Regions from separate parts of the Homo sapiens genome. Here region 2 is linked to region 1. Evidence: read pairs that join two places in POLR2A ChIA-PET (ENCODE). Cell type or tissue: CD4-positive, alpha-beta T cell. All regions are shown on one strand. Each heading gives the region's core, and the rest is flanking DNA. Links, peaks and the distances in the headings are about the cores only.

Region 1 (4,375 bases), core at 1-4,000:
TTAGCAAGGTGTGGTGGCAGGCACCTGTAATCCCACCTACTCGGGTGGCTGAGGCAGGAGAATCACTTGAACCCGGGAGGTGGAGATTGCAGTGAGCCAAGATTGCGCCATTGCACTCCAGTCCAGCCTGGGCAACAAGAGTGAAACTCCATCTCAAAAAAAAAAAAAAAAAAAACCAGAGGTAGCCAATAGCCAGGAGTGGTGGTGGCTCACACCCATAATCCCAGCACTTTGGGAGGCTAAGGCAAGAGGATTACTTGAGCCCAGGAGTTTGAGACCAGCCCAAACAACATAGTGAGACCCTGTCTCTATTTAAAAAATAAAAATAAAAAAAAGAGGTAAGATCTTCCGATAATAAGTTAACTAGTCAAGAGATAAATAACAACCAAAAAAAAAAAAAAAAAAAAAACACTATCTCAAGAGGGTATGTGTTTATGAGCCAAAAGCCAGCTTGGATAAAAGTAGGGACAAGGTCCCTGCCTCTGTATCAGATGGTCTGCCGTTGACGGCACCTCTGAGTACCCACCAGCACCACTGGGAAAGCAGGAGTTGCTGTGCTCGGTCCCTTCCTTGGAGGCTGCCTTCCCTGCCTTGTGGATATCCCAGTTCTGGAGCTTTGTGGTCATTGGCCTCCCAACAGAGGCTCCCTTCTTCCCTCACCTTTAGGCGGCTGCCGAGTGATAGAGCAGAAGGAGGTTCCCAATGGGCTCAGGGACGAAGCTTGTGGCAAGGAAACTCCAGCTGGCTATGCCGGCCTGTGCCAGTGAGTGCCAGCAGGACATGGGCATGGTGTTGGGCAGTGGGTAGAAGTGGTGAGGGCATGCCCAGGCAGTAAAATGGGTCCTTGGGAGCAGTAGGTCTTGCAGTGGGTGGGAGGGAGGAGGCTTTCTGGGCAAGGGCATGGGTAGATAGTAGCAGGCAGTGTGGGCACAGGTGGGTTGTTAATCTTGTTCGTCCAGGTGTCTCAGAGTCCAGCTATGTTAGACACACTCAGTTAATATTAGCCAACACAACAAATATTCTGCTCCCTTTTCTCCCCAGGGCACACTACAAAGAGTATCTTGTGAGCCTCATCAATGCCCACTCGCTGGACCCAGCCACCTTGTATGAGGTGGAAGAGCTGGAGACGGCCACTGAGCGCTACCTGCACGTACGCCCCCAGCCTTTGGCTGGAGAGGATCCCCCTGCTTACCAGGCCCGCTTGTTACAGGTATAGCCTCCACCCAGCCTCATCTCTTAACCCACCCTACAGAAGTCACCTGGTGCTGACTGTGTCTGAGCTCCAGGCTTCCAATATCATTACCTTCTCTCTCCTTCTGCAGAAGCTGACAGAAGAGGTACCCTTGGGACAGAGTATCCCCCGCAGGCGGAAGTAGCTGAGGGCAAGGGTCCCGATGAGGGTCCCATGGCCTGCTCCCTCAGGAACAGCTCCAGCACCAATAAAGAGGCATCTTACCACCCAGGCTTCTTGGTGGTCCTTCTTCCTGGTGCCACCATCTAGGGGCACCAGGGAAAGAGCGGGGTGAACAGAGCTTTGCTGAAAAGGGCCCCCTGCAACCTAGTGCCTGACCCTCCCTGGACTCAGGACCAGGAAGGAGTTGACACCCTGGATGGTCAAGGGAGGCCCTCCCCATCCAGCAGCCTGGCCTGGGCTTCCTCCCTCCCTGCCTCCTTTTTTCCTTTCATAGAATTTGACTGGTATTTGAAGTCACCCAATATGTATCAGGTGGGCACTGTGGGGGAATGCAGATGCACAGGTGTACACAGCAGTCCAGAGGTCCCAGGCCTGACTCCAGGAAACTGGCCTCCCTGGGGAAGCCACGGTGTCACCCAGAGGTCAGATAGAAGCAAGAGTATCTGAGGGAGGCAGGGGAATGAGCCAGGCTGGAGCTGAGCCAGCAGGGCAGGGCCCCCCTGCTGCGACAGTGGCATCCTGATAGTGAGATGCTCAGATGCTGCTGCCCTCTAGTGGCCGCCAGTTCCCTGCAACTCAGACCACGTGATTTCTGGGAAAAGGCCCTCCCTGGAGGAGAACTGAAACTTAGGGTGGGGACTGTAGAAAGGGGCGGAGAGATCAGCCGCCCAGCCAGGAGTTAAGCTGAGGTCGTCTGAGCCCTGCGACAGCCTGGACAGCAACTCAGGTAAGATCAGCCAAGGATGGGAGTCAGCCTGGGATCTAGGGCTAGAAAGTCCAGCCAGATTGAGGGCAGGGGGTCCTAGGGGTCGCTCTGTTAGACTGAGGGATAGACAGAAGATCTCTTAAGTCAGGAAGTGGGAGATTCAGCCTGAGAGTGAGACTGACAAGGGCCAGCTCCCCAGACCCTTGTAGGCAAAGGTCAGGAGGACCTACTGCTGGATTGTTCAAGGAAGAAGGCTCCTGGCCCCAGCCTCAGTGGACCATTTGTTTCCTTGCCATCTGGCCCTGCCCACTTCTGCTGCAGCTCCAACCCCACCCCTACTTCCTGCCCCACCTACTCCTGGGGCCGGCAGGGGGTGGGGGTCAGGCTAGGTTGTGTAGGCTGTGGGGCGGTGGGTGAAGAGCCTGATGGATCTCAGCAGAACCTACCTCTGCTGATGCTCGGGAATCTAGACAGGGCCTGTCACCAGGAACGATCACCAAAGGAATTCTTTTGTAAACAATACATCTCTGAAAAGTCCTAAAATTAAGACCAGTGCCCAAGGTTTCCTTCCAGGTATCACAGCTTAGAGTGCTAAAAACAATGTTTTGGGGGGTTTTGTTGTTGTTGTTGTTGTTTGTCACTGCTAGTGATGGCAGAAAGGAAACAATTCTGTCCCATAGAGTGTTGAAATGTGTTTGGAGCTAAAAGAAGATGGATGGGATCTCTGGGACCTGTTGCCAGAATCTAGTCTCAATGGCCAGGGTCTCAGGAGATGTTCCCTCCCAAAGTGTCAGTTCTGATGCATCCTGCTCCTATTATCCCCCAGGATGGCATCAGGCAGGGCACGCTGCACCCGAAAACTCCGGAACTGGGTGGTGGAGCAAGTGGAGAGTGGGCAGTTTCCCGGAGTGTGCTGGGATGATACAGCTAAGACCATGTTCCGGATTCCCTGGAAACATGCAGGCAAGCAGGACTTCCGGGAGGACCAGGATGCTGCCTTCTTCAAGGTGAAAGGGCCTGGAAACCACTGTTCCTCTGTGTGTGGGATGGTGTATACACACTGGTACACTCATCCTCGAGCACTTGCGTCTGCCTGGGTTTCAGATAAGGGACAGATTGGAGAGGAAAACTAGCTGCATCATTTGCAGAGTCCAGTACAAAATGAAAATGTGGAGGCCTTGTTCAAAAATTTTAGGGATATTGGCCAGGCACGGTGGCTCACGCCTGTAATCCCAGCACTTCGGGAGGCCAAGGTGGGTGGATCACGAGGTCAAGAGATCAAGACCAGCCTGGCCAACATGGTGAAACCCTGTCTCTACTAAAAATACAAAACTTAGCTGGGCCTAGCGGTGCATGCCTGTAGTCCCAGCTACTCGGGAGACTGAGGCAGGAGAATCGCTTGAACCAGGGAGGTGGAGTTGTAGTGAGTCGAGATCGCACCACTGCACTCCAGCCTGGTGACAGAGTGAGACTCTGTCTCAAAAAAAAAAAAAAAAAATTTCCAAGGATTTCAAGATGGCAACGCAGAGCACAGACCCTGCATAATCCCTTCTGAGCTCAGAGCTGCACGCCTGTAAAGCCAGTCCTATTGGAGGGGCAGGTGGAGCCTGTAACACACTGCCTCTTCTTCCCTTGCTTTCTTTCCTAGGCCTGGGCAATATTTAAGGGAAAGTATAAGGAGGGGGACACAGGAGGTCCAGCTGTCTGGAAGACTCGCCTGCGCTGTGCACTCAACAAGAGTTCTGAATTTAAGGAGGTTCCTGAGAGGGGCCGCATGGATGTTGCTGAGCCCTACAAGGTGTATCAGTTGCTGCCACCAGGAATCGTCTCTGGTGAGTTTCCCCTTGTCCAACCACTGCTAGACTCAGCAGACTGGGGAGGAAGGATAGATGTGCAGGCTTCCCCCAGGCTTATAGCTCTGCCCTGTCCATGCCCTTGGGGGGCTGCAACCCAGGTTTCCCTTCCTAGACCTGCCCATCCTTCACTGCCTCAGACCTCTCCTTCACCCTCTGTCCTTGCTCAAGACCCTGACCTTTCTCTGTCCCTCAACAATTCCACAGGCCAGCCAGGGACTCAGAAAGTACCATCAAAGCGACAGCACAGTTCTGTGTCCTCTGAGAGGAAGGAGGAAGAGGATGCCATGCAGAACTGCACACTCAGTCCCTCTGTGCTCCAGGACTCCCTCAATAATGTAAGAGATGGAGAGGGAACTGGGTGGGCCTAAGGGCAGGACAGTAACCAGAGGGAGAGGTGGG
Region 2 (4,375 bases), core at 104-4,103, 80 kb before region 1:
AGGGGATGAAGAAAGAGAAGCTAAAGGTTCTGTGAGCCCCTCAGAGAGAGAATCCAGAGCCAGAGAGGATGGCCAGTGGCCAATGGTGGGGAAGGGAGAGGAGACGAGAGAAATTCTGAGAGCGATGGAGGAGAGGACTCCCATTGCAGGCTCCTAAGCGGAGGAGGGATGAGCTGGGATAGAGGAGGGGAAAGAGGGAGCAAGAACTGTGATGGGAAGAGAAGAGACAGCTGGGGAGGGGGTGGAGAGAGGGGGTAGAAAGGAAGAGGGACATATGGGAGCCTCTTCCCCCATGCCCGAAAGCTTCTCCCATTTATTATGTCCGGTAGAGGACAGATGACAGTAACTCGTGAGGCGGCTGCTCCCAGCACAACGCCTGTGCTCTGCCCAGAGGCCCCATCTGCCCTCCCCTTAGCCTGCTGAACTGGAGGACTGGGTTACCATGGAAACTGTGAGACCTGGATAGCCACTGACAGGCCGAGCTGGGCCACTGAGGCTTCTGAGTTTGGTGGTGGTGGTGGTGAGAGGGGGAGGATCCATCTGTTCCAATGCCTGCCCCTCCACCCCATTTCCATTGGCTCTCCATAACAGATGTGCCACCCAGCTCCAGGTGGGGACTTCCCTTTTTCTTGCTCTCTCTCTCTCTCCCTCTCTCTCCCTCTCCCACACACAGACACACAAACAGTAGCCTGAAGCAGGGATAAAGAATGAACACTTCTTAAATTGCAAGAACATTTAGCTTATTGCATTAGAATTCTGCCTGGACTTCAAGTTTAATTCACAAAAGCTGCACTCTCTCAGCAAATTGTCATCCCAGGAGAAGTCTCACCTCAGCCCTCAGAGAGGTGGGAGGTGGCAGGAGCACCCTGTGCAGGTCTGGAGGCCCAGACAGCCTGGAGGGAGCTGCCGAGGACCCACGTATGTGCTCACAGAGAAGCCAGGCTTCCTCGCCTGGGCTGTGCATCCCCTGCCTAGGCTGCAGCTGGGAAACTGCAGCAGGATAGGAGGTGCCTTTGGCGAGATTGTCTTGGGGACTTCTTGGGGAGACCACCGGGACTTCCATACTGGGGAGATGCCAGAACTGGAAAGGGAGCAGAAGTCGTCCAATCCACATGAGAATTAGATGAAGTAACACAAGTCCAGGAAGCAACTGATTTGCTCAGGGTGACAGGGGGATCCCATGGAAGAGCTGGGACTAGGACCCAGGTTTCCAGACTTCTGCACACAGCTCTCTCCCAACCCACACCAACAACCCCCAGAGCTCACTCTTCAGGCCTTTGCTGCTCTGAGCCCTGAAGGCCACAGGGTTGGGCAGGGAAAAAGCATCTCGGATAGAGGTCCTAATCTATCTAGTTGTTGGATATTGAAATCTTGAAAATTCTGTAGTGCTAAAATGGGGAGGTTACAAGCTTCAGAATGAAAATACAGCCTCATTGCTAATTACAGCTTTAATGTGTTACAGGTTGAAAACCCTGAATTAAAAACTAAACTGAGGTGGGAGCTGCAACCCTCCTCCACCTCCCATTCACTGTGTCACCACACTTCCACCCCCCAGTGCCTGGCACTGGTCCCTGCAGAGCTCAGCGTGCTAGTCATGTGGGCTGGGTTTCTGTGTTCGTAAGGGGAGGGGACCCCTCTCCAGAAAATGACCAGCATCTAAATTCGGGCATGACTTGAGGACCCAAAAGCTTTGGGGATATTTGCGCGGTCATACAGGGCGTGGCTAGGACCAGAAGGCGCTCTGGTAACGATGCAGAGAACCGTGCAGCCGCCTCCTGGGCGGAGCCACCCCACCCAGCCCCCACTACACCACAAGGTGCTCTGAACGGCTCAGAGGAAGAGGTGGGAGGGGTCCCCGGACCCGGGGCCGCTCGAGGTTAGCCGGTCACAGCGAGCCTTGTAGAGATCGCGCTCCCGGGCCAGGCGGGCCACCTCGGCCCGCAGCGCGTCCAGCTGGGCGGCCAGGCGGGCGCGCTCGGCCTCCAGCCCGCGCCGCTGCTGCAGCCGCTTGGAGCGACAGGCCTGCGCGTAGCCGCGGTTCTTCAGCGTGCGGCGCCTCTGCTTCAGCCGCAGCGCCTCGTCGCGCCCGCAGCCCCGCAGCTGCCGGTTTAGCTCCCGCACAGACATCGAGACCAGCGCCGCGTCGGAAAACCGCTCTGCCAGCTGCGGAGGGAGAATGCAGAAACCGGGTCAGCGCCAGGTCGCACCCGGCTCTGCCCTGAGGGCCCGACGCTACCTGGCTCCGCCCCGGGACAGCCCCGCCCCGGCTCCCACCTTCACCGGAAGGCTCGCCCTTCCACGCAGTCTGTTTCGGTCCAGAGCCCGCCCCAGGCCCCGACGCTCCCCGGGCCCCCCAGCTGACCGTTGCTCCAGTCAGGCGGGCGCCCCACGGTGCAGGGCCGGCCACGGTCAGGCGAGCCCGTCGCGCACCTAAACCCCGGGCTCGTCTCTGGGATCCCCGGCATCCAGCTCCAGGCCCGGGTGTGTCCAGTGGACCCGCACCCAGACAGCCCCCAACCCTCCAACGCGCTGCGTTTCCCTGTCCTGAAGCCTGCAACCCGGTGACCCTCACAGGATTTGGATTACATCCTAATGCCCGCAACACCCCCATCTGTGTCTGTAATTAATAGGATGAGTCCCAATCCTTCCTGAGAAGGTTGGGGGCTGGGAAGCACGAAGTCTTGAAAAGGCCAATCTAAACCAGTCTTAACCCAGCTCCACTCCACACATAACCCTTTCCCTGGTTTCCACACACCATGTATCTGTTTACCCCCCGGAGTCGCCCACTCCCCAGCTCAATTCTTCCCTTTGGATTCTCTGCTAATCTTATCTTCTCCCTGCTCCTCCTGGTTCAGCCTACTCATTTCTCTCCATTTTAAGAAAAGGGGGAGAAGCAGAATGTAGTTTTCTCGATCTGATTGCTTTCAAGGGACCTTCTCCCCTTCTCCTGCCCTCTGTCCCCTGTCCCAGTCCATAACCCCCTCTGGGAGCTCCCCTTCCTCTCTTGGGCAGTCCTCCTTCCTTGCCCTGCCTCCCCTCAGGCCAGCTTGCTGACCACTCACCTGGACGTGCTGGGCTCCTGTCTCCTCTGGGCTCCCTGGGTAGTAGCCATGGGGCCCATCAACAGGGACTGGGCCCTGACCCTGCAGCAGCTCCATGGCCTCTTCAGGACTCAGCCCCAATGCCTCCCCAGCCCCCAGCTGCTGCTGCAGGGTAGCCAGCCAGTACAGCTCCTCCAGGCCTGGCCGGGTGCCCTCGGTTGCCCCCACCATGCCTGGTTCACTGAAGGTGGGTGAAGGAGGCACTGAGCTGTAAGGTGTGGAGCCCAGTGAGGCTGTAGGGGGGCCAGGTCGGCCCTCAGAGGGTTCCCGCTTTACCTCAAACTTCATCAAGTCAAAGTCATTGACATATTCCATGGCCAGGGGGCTGGGGGGCAGGGCCATTCTGGAGCTGGGCTGGGAGGAGTGCACCTGCAAAGAGGAGGAGAGGTCTGGAGCACATGGAGGCCACCTGCCATCCCCTCTTCACCAAGTCCCTCTTCCCTCAAAGCCCAAGTGCCCTGGAGCAAGAGTTTGGGAAAGCCAGAGGGATGGTGCAGCTCTGTTCACTGCAGAGTCCCCACCAGGCTGAAGAGTAACCTTTCAGAGGGCAGGGGCTCCTGACAGGGGACAAGCAGCTGAATTCCTGAAGGAGGAAGAGGACAGCACAGCCTCTCGCCCCACTGATGCCTCAGGATCTATGAAAAGCAAGAGCAGTATGGCAGTGCTCCCAACCCTAGTGCTGAGACATGCCGAGAGGTCTGTCATCTCAAGAGGCATCATTCCATTTCCAAGCCATTTTTTTAAATTGCTTAATTAACTGTGACAAAGTGAGTGTATATTTTAGGACAGTGGGAAGGCATGTATGCTGTGAATTTTAAGAGCCAAGGATAATGTGTTCTTATAGCTCTCTGTCTCTCAAAGCACTCAGGGAAGTGCCTTGCCTATAGAAGACCCTCAGTGTACATTTGTTCTATGGATTAATCAATCAATGAATCCCTTTTGTAGGGGCAAGAGGCTTTATATGGAAAAAAGAAAGGTCCTAGAATTAGTTCTAGAAAGATCAGAATCAACTGGCCACCATCTTTCCTCAAGGCCAGTCTCTCCAAGGGGAACAGACCAAGATTGATTTTCCTTCTATTCAGAACTTGTTACGTTGTGTGAACTTGGCAGATCACCTTCACCCTTCTGACCCGTTTTCCCTTCTGTTCAATGAGGGCAGTTAGACTTTGTAACATATACCAAAGAGTGTTCTCTAGAACACTGATTCTGAACAATACCTATGAAGAGGTCTGTGCTCAGATAACTTTGAGAAATGTTGCCTCCTATCCCTACCT

The links. Peaks named below come from ENCODE experiments on the same cell type or tissue, not always from the same donor. Only the 100,000 strongest peaks of a DNase experiment are listed, where the experiment ranks them.
Region 2: POLR2A ChIA-PET joins it to region 1 with 15 read pairs; 21 of 35 experiments call an interaction of 5 or more read pairs at or near these places.

What each region holds. Positions count from the first base shown.
Region 1 is chr14:24,159,198-24,163,572 of GRCh38, forward strand. It overlaps RNF31 (ring finger protein 31), which reads left to right. Exons shown (of 21, transcript NM_017999.5): 19 at 667-763; 20 at 1,042-1,210; 21 at 1,323-1,458. The coding sequence ends at 1,376. It overlaps IRF9 (interferon regulatory factor 9), which reads left to right and starts at 2,068. Exons shown (of 9, transcript NM_006084.5): 1 at 2,068-2,141; 2 at 2,947-3,127; 3 at 3,769-3,952; 4 at 4,181-4,311. The coding sequence starts at 2,948. RefSeq lists enhancers at 1,795-2,184, 3,174-3,233. In CD4-positive, alpha-beta T cell, for the core only: CTCF peaks have their summits at 1,977 (motif pointing left) and 2,178; DNase peaks (open chromatin) are centred at 1,974 and 2,454; H3K4me3 peaks cover 2,154 bases; H3K27ac peaks cover 3,135 bases.
Region 2 is chr14:24,079,406-24,083,780 of GRCh38, forward strand. It overlaps NRL (neural retina leucine zipper), which reads right to left. Exons shown (of 3, transcript NM_001354768.3): 2 at 3,063-3,470; 3 at 1-2,163. The coding sequence starts at 3,443. The coding sequence ends at 1,831. Among named protein-coding and RNA genes, the nearest start is that of CPNE6, 10 kb to the left of the region's middle. RefSeq lists enhancers at 1,365-1,414, 2,847-3,761 and silencers at 1,725-2,044, 2,255-2,424. In CD4-positive, alpha-beta T cell, for the core only: no CTCF peak of the experiment used is centred there; DNase peaks (open chromatin) are centred at 1,776 and 2,106; H3K4me3 peaks cover 1,466 bases; H3K27ac peaks cover 430 bases.